2 separate regions of the Homo sapiens genome follow, and region 2 is linked to region 1. Evidence: chromatin contacts called from ENCODE Hi-C or POLR2A ChIA-PET data. All regions are on one chromosome and are shown on one strand. Each heading gives the region's core, a stretch centred on a gene start or an enhancer-like site at or near the end of the contact. The rest is flanking DNA. Distances are from core to core; before and after follow the strand shown.

Region 1 (5,997 bases), core at 89-2,588:
TCAGTTCCTGCTGTGGGCAAGTCATAGGTTAGCCTTTCGGCAGTGTATTACCATCAAGTTTGTTCCTCTCAAACCAAATTTTATGTAGGATGAGATACAGATATAGATATATATATACCTCCATTGCACTATTAGTGTTTAAATGTAGACTTGAGAACCTATACAAACTACCCGAAACTTTGTCATTTAATGCTTTTTCCTAGATTTGCACATCTGGCAAGGACCTTAGAGAATAATTAGTTCAGATATAGAAATTGAAACCCTGAGAAATGAACTCTATGTTCCAGGTTCTAGAGTTAGTGAGTGAAATAACTCAGGTCAAAATGACTCAGCTTGTATCTATGGGGCTTCAGAAGATGGGTTTTGGCAATCAGATAATCTTGATCATAAGACTTTTGATTTATAGAATTTTTTATGCCTCCCTCAATAAGACAGATTTTTTACAATCTAATTTTTACTGCCTTCCAAGATCGTGAAAATATGGTACCATGTGAAATAATATGCTTAAACAGCAATCCTTTAAATATGCTTAGGAAATTGGCATTGTGAGATACAACTGGCTATGAGAATAGCTTTTGGATCAGTTGAAGAAAAACAGCCAAAAACAACAGGATGTTCGCTGCTCTTTAAAGATGTTGCTGCTGACAGTGGGTTTATCTCTGTGTATTAGCATGGCTGAAGTCATGGGTTGTGACCCAGGCCTGGGATCATGGGGACAAGTTGTGGAGCCACTTGTAGAACTGATCAGCCTGGACTTGTTCTGATCAGAGCCCAGTGACGTGTTTGCTCCGCACCAGCCATGCCCAGTACACCTCTGTGTTGACGATACCTGGTTTGGTTTTCTGTTGCTGCCATTCTTGACCATTTCACAGGGTAACCTGAGGTTCTTATAGGGAGGATGTCCATAAATAATTGTTGGAGGAATGAAAGCAGGCAGTGTACATTCTCCAACAATGTAAACTACTTGGCCACCCACAGAAAAATAATGAGAGTCATCAATCTCTTCACTTTTTGAGATAATCTCCTTTTTTGGTTTATCATATGCTCCTGTTTAGATGGGAAAGGAAGTTTACTACAGAAGAAACTTATGTAGGAAGTATCTACTGTTTATCAAGCAAACATTGGTTATTTCCTTTAATTTGGTTTCACTGGTTATTTCTTTTTAGTCTTCGACAATTTTGGTTGGTATTATCTGTGTTTTATAGACATGGAAAAAAGATTCAGAAAGGTTAAATAAGTTGTCCTAGGTCATGCAGCTAATAAATGGCAAAGCCAAATTTGGGAGCCAGTTCTCTCTGGCTCTTTCTCCACCCACATAAAGACATGTCCTTATGAGTCCGGCCACTTTTGGCATGCCCCATATCCTGGATTCTCCCTCTGCTCTCCCGTAACTAGATACTCAGGAAAAATGATATCATCCTTTCTAGCAGATCAGGCCTGAAAAGGACACTCCTTTTGCTCTAGTTAAGCATACCCAGTCCTAAATACTCCTTTCAAATCTACCTTTACATCTGGTAACCAGATAGCATATTGATTTCTTGGACTAGTTAACCAATTGGCTGTGGGCATTTTCTTTTCATTTTCTTGTGGGTCTGCTTTTTTCCAAAATTCTCCTTCTGGACCCCATATAAAGACTTCCTCTTTAGCTTTTTCAATTTGAATCCAAAGCCAAGGTAAAAAGAATTTCCTTCATACAATAGCATTTCAGTGACAGTGAGTTCTGGCTAATGTCAGCACTTTCCATTGCCTCAGGGACCACAGCTTCAGCTGGGACTTTATTTCTGGGGAGAGTTAGTGGATTGATCCAAAATTAGTGGTGTGACATGTTTAGTAATCTATTAGGCCTTGGATGGATTATTATTTTCTTGAGAAAATCTTTATTTCCTCCTCTCTCCCTAAACTAACTTTTATCAGGTTTTTTCTTAATACAGCTTTAATATGTAAAGTTTCCTAAGAATCTCTCTTATTTTCTTTATGATTGGTGGCTTTATTATAAATATTTCAAGTGTTGTGATCAGGGTTATTTTGTAGGAAGTGGCTGCCAATTATTTTGTCTTTCTCAAAAACTATGCATTGTTTTTCACTTAAAATATATTTTTTTCATTCAGTATTTCTGAAGTATTTCCTATGTGCTAGTTATGGTGCAGGCTACTTGTAATACAACAATGAATGAAACATGGACCCTGCCCTCAAGTGATAGGGAGGAGCAGACATGAAATGATAAATGACATTACAAGTAGTATAAGTGACTCAGGTGCTCTAGGAATATATAAGATTTACTAGCTGTGCCTAGGGGATCCACAGAAAGCCATTTTTAACAGCAAGAATGTAGTATGCAACATACAGTGTCATGACAGGATGTGATATTTTTTGAAATGGTAAGAAGTATGACTAAATATAGCGTGCATAGAATGGGGGAATAGAAGATAGGGTTATGGAGGTGGATTTGGGCCAGAATATAAAGAATTGACAAGTTTAAATTCATCTTGTAGCTAACAGACAGCCACTGGAAGTTTTTGAGCAGGGGAGCGATAGGATTATTATTATTTTTCTTTAACTTTTATCATAATTTAATCCAAAGCTTAGGATGACAGAATTACAATAAAGGGAATACAGTACAATATTACTAGCAATGACTGACTTAAAATCTTCTAGGAACCAAGCTGACATTAGTTTCTGTTGTTGGACCAATTCACTGCCTACCTCTATGTGACTGCTAAGTTTGTTTTTCTAAGAAAAGTATAATTCTCATGGCCTTGAAGAATGGACTACAATTGAGAGAGGCAAGTGCTAGGGAAATGACTAAGGTGGTAAGAGGTGTGCAGTGATAATATATACTTACCATATGACCCAGTAGTCCCACTCATAGGTATTTTCCCAGAAGAACCGAAACCATATGTTTATACGAATATCTGTATACAAATGTTTATAGCAGCTTTATTAATAATTGCCAAAAATTGGAAACAATCCAAATGTCCATCAACTGTTGAATGGGTAAATAAATTGTGGTATGTCCATATAATGGAATACTACTCAGCTAGAGAAAGGAACGAACTATATTATTGGTATGTATAACAACATAGATAAATCTCAAAAGCACAATGCTAAGTGAAAGAAGCCAGTTTCAAGAAACTACATATTACATTAATTTCATTTATTTGACTTTCTGGAAAAGGCAGGAAGCAGACAAAAATGAGATCAGTGGTTGCTGAGGGTGGGAGTGCGACTGGAGAGGGGCACAAGGGAATGTTTGTTAAAATTGTCCTATGTCTTGTGGTGGTGTTAGACAACTGCATATATTTGTCAAAACTCACCAAAATGTATACTTTAAAAGGGTGAATTTATTGTATGTAAATTAGACTTTGATAAATCTGCCTGAAAACAAAAAGCAATGATAGATGGATGAACCTCAGAAACATGGTAGATGAAAGAAACCAGACTCAAAAGAGTATATACCATATGATTCCATTTATGTGAAATTCTAGAATAAGCAAAACTAATCTGTGATGAAAGAAATAAGACTAGTCGTTGTCAGGGATGGGGGAAAGGGCAGGATACTTACTAGGAAGCAGCACAAGGAGTCCTTTTGGGGTGATGGAAACATTCTATGTGGGCTGACAGGCATGTGGGTTACATGGATATGTCCAATTATCAAGACTTGTCAAGTTGTACACTTAGATCTAACTATTTCATCATATGTAAATTATACCTCAAAAGGGAATAGAGAAGATTAAAGAGATTAAAGAGGAAGAAACTGGCTGGGCACAGTGGCTCACGCCTGTAATCCCAGCACTTTGGGAGGCCAAGGAGGGTGGATCACTTGAGGTCAGGAGTTTGAGACCAGCCTGGCCAACATGGTAAAACCCCATCTCTACTAAAAATACAAAAGTTAGCCAGGCATGGTGGCAGGTGCCTGTAATCCTAGCTACTTGGGAGGCTGAGGCAGGAGAATTGCTTGAACCTGGGAGGTGGAGATTGCAGCGAGCCGATATTACACCATTGCACTCTAGCCTGGGAGACAAGAGCAAAACTCCATCTCAGAAAAAAAAAAAAAAAAGAGAGAAAAAGAGACTAAAGAGAAAGATTAAAGACAAGAAAGAGAGATAGAGATTTGGTGATATCTTGTATTTGGGAGGTGGTAAGAGAGTGTTTCTAGTTTGGAGCCTGGTGGATGGGGTTACCATTCTCCAAGATGAAGAATAATAGCAAACCAAACAGTTTTGGGGAAAGAAAACAAGGGCTATTTTGTTGAGTGTTGAATACCTGTGGAATATCCTAGTGAAGATGTCCAAAAGGCAATTTGAATTATGGATTTGGTGTCCAGGAGACACTTGGCTAAAGATGTGATTTGAATATTATCATCATCATCATCATCGTCATATTAATTGTGGCCATGAGAATACCTGAGATTGCCTAAGGAGAAAACTAGAATTGAGAAGGAAGGAGACCTGAGAGTGTCACCCTGAGCAAACCTACCATTGAATATCTGGGTAGAAGAGAAGGAAGGAAAGGAGGAGTGGAAAGGGGAGAATCAGAAGAGAGCAGTGTCCTAGAACCCAAGGGAGAAGAAAGCTCCAGTAAGTCAGGGGTGGTCATCAGTTTCAGATGTTTGGGCTTAGCAATAAGGTAGTCTTTGGTGATCATATTGAGAACAGTCAGTTATTAGAGAGGGAGCAGAAGCAAATTCTTAGGGCTGGGAATAAATAGGTATTAAGAAGTTCAGACGTTAAGTGTAGATTGCTTTTTCAAGGAACCCTATTAAAGAGGTAGGAAGCTAAGTTTGCTTTGGTTTGGCTAGGGGCTGAAGGAAATATTTCTTACTAAGGAAAATTGTCCTGGGGAAATGTTCCATAAGGCATGCAATAGTCCTTTGAAAACACTTGCTCTTCTGTCATGATAAAGACAACACAGAAAGAGGAGCTCTCAGAACTGGAAAAGCCCAGCTAGCTTGCACCCATTCATGACAGGAAAGTTGGTGTATCTCATTGTGGATACTGAGTTTTTAAAATTCTCGTTACTGCTGCCAAAACACTCAATATTAAAAGATGAGGAAGTTGATTATGCTCAGCACAACCTACTCTTTACCTTTTAAAATCTTCAATGCCCATAGAAAATACCAAATACCAATAGTAAGTTTAAAAGGTTCTTTAAGGACTCTAGTTGCCTGCCAAGGACCCAAATTATTTTTCTTAAGCTGAATTGATTGTGTTCAAAGAGGAAAACCTGATACAGAAGCAATCTTTCCACCCCATTCCCCCCACCAATGCCAGCCTTTGAGGTGAGCTGGGTTTTGCACTATGTTATAATGCTGTCACATACCAATATATATTTCTTCTCCAACTCTTAAATGATAGTAGGTCCAAGCCTGGTATGTGTACAGATGTAGTTAGATTCAAGGCTGGATTTTTTTAGTTTGGGCACCCTCTCTGTAGAGGTTGTTTAGCAGTAACAAGATTTATTCATCCAAATGAAAATTAATTTAGCTTTGTGAAGGATGTTTTCTCTCTAGGTCATTTTCCCCCCTCATATTTCCCAGAATATTGGTTCTCAGCCTGTCAACTGAGATTCTTGGAATTTGCCTCTGGTTTGGGGAAATGGTTAAGTAAACCTGTAGCTGCTTAATGCAAGATACTTAAATAGTGGGTTTCATTGATTGTTAATCTGATTTGAATTTGTCTTCATTTGTAGCTGATTCTGTAAACCTGATCAATATGTGCATCAATTACTATTTTCACCCTGTTCTTCTTACTTTTAATAATATTACCACTTTATGAAACAGTTGAATCCTGTGCTTCAGCTTTTAAACAATGAAGAGAATATTCTTTTTCGTCAATCAAATGTTGTATTCTCTCTTGCTTATAAAATGTTTATGTAGACTTGTAGATTTTGCAAGTAGATTTTTCCTTTTAAATGCCTTATTTAGTGCTATATCACAGATGATTTTTTCTCAGGTTAAAGGGGCAATATTCTAAAAGATTACTGAAGATTAGATCAGCT
Region 2 (3,882 bases), core at 1-2,500, 230 kb after region 1:
TTGTTGCTTGTGTGTTTCCCGAGGAGCGGGCAGTCAGGCAGTGGTGGTTCTCTCTCCCCTCTCTCTGTCGCACGTGGGGTCTCAGCTACATTTACAAGACTTCACCACCATGTTGGAGAGCTGCTCCACTTTGGGGGTCCTCCCAACATAGTACAGGATGGTCAGGGGCTCCAGGTCCTGGGGCACGCAGCAAGGCGAGGCAGATGCTTCAGGGTTCAGAGTGTTGTACAGTCCCAGCACCTGGGAAGGGACATGTCAGTGAGAGGTTGGAAGGCCAAGTCTCAGGCCTGGAACCCAGGAAGTCGCCCAGTTCCAGGGGCAGTCCCAGAAGCTGAGCAAGTGCTAGAATGGCCACGGGTGCTCTTTAAGAGGAACTGTTGGGGGCCGGGTGCAGTGGCTCACAGCTGTAGTCCCAGGACTTGGGAGGCAGAGGCAGGCAGATCACTTCAGGTCAGGAGTTTGAGACCAGCCTGGCCAGCATGGTGAAACCCCATCTCTACTAAAAATACAAAAAAATTAGCTGGCTGTGGTGGCAGGCGCCTGTAATCCCAGCTACTTGGGAGGCTGAGGTGGGAGGATCACCTGAATCCAGGAAGCAGAGGTTGCAGTAAGCAGAAATAGTGCCACCGCACTCCAGCCTGAGCCACAGAGTGAGTCTGTCTCAAAAAAAAGAAAAAAAAAAAAACTGTTGGAACCTGGTTTGGGTGAGTGAGTAGTTGTGTAGTTGCTGTTCATCCACAATGACAGAAGCAGAACAACTGCACTTGTTTGGGGTGATGAGTTGAAGCATATGACAGTTACTACACTGATAACGAATTATCTTGGCTTTTTTTTTTTTTTTTTTTTTTTTTTTTTGAGTCAGAGTCTCACTCTTTCACCCAGGCTGAAGTGCAGTGGTGCAATCTTGGCTCACTGCAACTTCCGCCTCCTGGGTTCAAGCGATTCTCCTGCCTCAGCCTCCCAAGTAGCTGGGATTACAAGCGCGTGCCACCACACCCGGCTAATTTTTTACATTTTTGGTAGAGACAGGGTTTCACCATGTTGGCCAGGCTGGTCTCGAACTCCTGACCTTGTGATCCACCCGCCTTGGCCTCCCAGAGTGCTGGGATTACAGGCGTGAGCCACCGTGCCCGGCCTATCTTGGCTTTTAAGAAAACACTTACATTGCTCTTCCTAGCTGGAACTGATCACTTCGGTGAGAAATGTTCTCACAAAACATTGCCTTGAGCCATTTAGTAAGTGCAGCGTGCAGGGCCCCAGACAGGATGCAGAAACAATGAGCTAGAAGGAAACATGCTTCACAAATTACTGCCCTATTTTTGATTCCCCTCAAGGGAAAGACAGACTAGTTTCAGGGGTTGTGGACTCTCGGCTATCTCACTTTCTGTTCCTAGCATTTCAAATTAGCTTCTTGTCCATCCTTGTTGTTGTCTTTCAGAGTAAGTTTTCTACATTCGAGAGGCTGGAATGATCAGAGTTCTGATAGAAGCCTTTCTACTTCAGTGTTCCTTGCCAGCCACATGCACATATCTCTGACATAGGGTAACACGTGGCAGTTAATTAATTTCTACGGTACAGAGAGCTTTGGACAAAGCAAATTAAAAAGCTGGTTGAAACTATGGTAGGAATTTAAAAGGGCAGAATGTGACTGAGTAGAACTGAGTCAGGGTGCCAAGATCAGAACCTTCACCAGAGGAATTTTACTCACCCCAGACCATCATTTGCTCACTCAACATTCAATCCTTCACTCATTCTTTTTAACAAGTGGTCTGGTCGGTCAGCCCCAGTGCCTCAGATGGCATGAGCCTGCTCCATACCGTGCTGTGGGTTGTGTCTGCACTGCGGAGGTATGGGCAAGGGCCTGAGCAGAAGTTGGCATAGTAGCCCTTAGGTTCATGGACCCACTTCCAGCCCAGATCCTGTCGGAAGTCAATGTAGAGGGGGCGCACACAGCAGTTCTCCTCCAAGTTGCTACAACAAAAAACATTTATAGAAAATCAACTTAAAACCACCAATAAAAGAAACTTCATGAATGCTCTCATATTCTCCCTTGGAGTCCTTTCATGCCATCATAGGTGGCTCTGATCAATGGAATCCCAGGTTCAAGGGCATGGGGCAGAAGAAACCAGAAAGGCACATTCATGTGTTAAAGACCAGGATCCCAAGGATGTAAGAAACAGAGATAAATGCTGCATGAGGAAGAGTAAAGAGGCAAAGGTGGCCCTGCACCCTTTTCTATCACAATACAAAGCAGTGCTATGAAGCGCTCCACATAAAACCAAGCACTGAATGTTATTAGCCAACTCAGCTTTGTTGAGGTTGGTTTTATTTTTACCCTCCTAATGTGCACCCAGACAGAAATCAATTCTAAGTTTATGCAGCTTGACTACTATAGTAGGTGACTGCTGAGACTCAATCCAAAGGCCATTTAGCCAAATAAGGCATATCCTTCTATTAGAACCGTGGTTCAACAGATCACCCAAATGTGATTATCAGGCCCCTTCAATTCTGTTGCCTACAGAGATCATTTGGCAATAATACCGCTTGCCAAGTGGACAGCTAGCCTCTGCTTTAATATCTGCTGAGACTTAGAACTTGCTACTTCCAAAGGCAGCTATTAGCCAAAATCTGGCTTCTTGTGGGTTCCAAGGGTGAACCATGGCAGACACCATTGGTTATCTATTCAATAACCATTCCTAACTCCCTTCTCCCTTGTGACATCCCATTACAGAGTCGAAAACACCAGATGCTCCTTTTCCTGTCCTCCCTTGAGAGTAGCGGTGGTCATGTGACCCAGTAATGACCCATCAGACAAGGAGAAGTATGCAGGGGGTAAGGGCAAGTTCTGGCAAAGATATTCGATTATTTATAAAAGTGACAGATGGAAGAAGAAAGCTTCTGGCTCTTCCCCTTCCCTCATTCCTTCTTGTCTTAAATGTGGACAAGGTGCCTGAAGCCCTAGCAATCACTTGTGACCATAAGGAAAAGGATGAAAAGCCAACATACTAAGCATGGCAGACTGGAAAGAGAGAAAGCCTGAGTCTTCGGTGGCATCATTAAGCAGCCAGCCCACCCTAACCCTGCTGCTACAGGCCTCTTGTGAACAAGAAATCACTATGATTAAAGTCACTGGCCAAGATCATTCGTTCCTAACTGATTCGTTCCTAACTGATAACTGATTCGTTCCTAACTGATTTGTTCCTAACTGATGGAATAAATAAATCTACATGCCAGCCTTTGTGGCAACTACCTTGCCTCTCCTATACCTTGCTGTTGAGCTGTTCCCCCAACTGAACATCCCTAGTTTCCCAAGCCCAACCATCCTCATAAGACATGGTTTCCAGATCTAAATATTTCCCAATTCGTTCTCCCCAGCTTCATTTCGGCATCCTCTGAGGCCAGATGGACTCACTCACTCATGCTCCTTCCTTTACCTGCAGTGCTTCCCCTCCTGGATCCCTTCATCCCCAAACCTCATCCTTGAAGCCTCTGCTCAAATTCCACACCCTTCTGAAGCCTTTCCTGTGTCCATAGGTGAACTCATTGCTCCCAGTTAAAGCACTTAATCCTTCGGACCCTCTCATGGGCGTGATCATCTTCTCCCTTTTAGTAGTTGGCATGCATACTTTATCCTCCCTTTATAAATGAGCAGTGAAACTGCTCCTGAGTAAGAGAAGCTGGGTCTTTTCTATCTCTCTATTGTGGCTACCCAGTAATTTCTGAATTCATTTGTTAATTTCTCTAGCTCCAACTTTCCGTTCAAATGGAGACCATTCTATTTGCCTCCATCCAGTAGCATCCTTGGACCCTTCATAGGGAACTAACTGAGCACTTCTTTAATGGAAACTCCTACATTAATCTCACACATACACTCTACAAGTG

What was found. A loop is a pair of places that touch in the nucleus more often than their neighbours do. ChIA-PET counts read pairs that join two places held with the same protein, here RNA polymerase II (POLR2A). Pooled maps may share reads with other maps.
Region 2: a loop to region 1 is called in a pooled map, with 2.2 times the contacts of the local background. The contact joins two enhancer-like sites. A Hi-C loop is called at or near these places in 8 of 168 maps with a recorded cell type or tissue (Caki2, IMR-90, astrocyte of the cerebellum and 5 more) and 5 of 50 pooled maps. POLR2A ChIA-PET finds 5 or more read pairs at or near these places in 5 of 52 experiments (BJ, Caco-2, GM12878 and 2 more).

Annotation. Positions count from the first base shown.
Region 1 is chr14:75,724,318-75,730,314 of GRCh38, forward strand. All of the region lies in intron 12 of TTLL5 (tubulin tyrosine ligase like 5), which reads left to right. Among named protein-coding and RNA genes, the nearest start is that of TTLL5, 66 kb to the left of the region's middle. Within about 2 kb of position 1,339, at least 8 of the 41 ENCODE cell types and tissues checked have a DNase peak (open chromatin) inside an H3K27ac peak, as active enhancers do.
Region 2 is chr14:75,959,106-75,962,987 of GRCh38, forward strand. TGFB3 (transforming growth factor beta 3) reads right to left here. Exons shown (of 7, transcript NM_003239.5): 6 at 1,818-1,971; 7 at 1-240. The coding sequence ends at 82. Among named protein-coding and RNA genes, the nearest start is that of TGFB3, 21 kb to the right of the region's middle. RefSeq lists a silencer at 1,272-1,321. Within about 2 kb of position 1,251, at least 3 of the 41 ENCODE cell types and tissues checked have a DNase peak (open chromatin) inside an H3K27ac peak, as active enhancers do.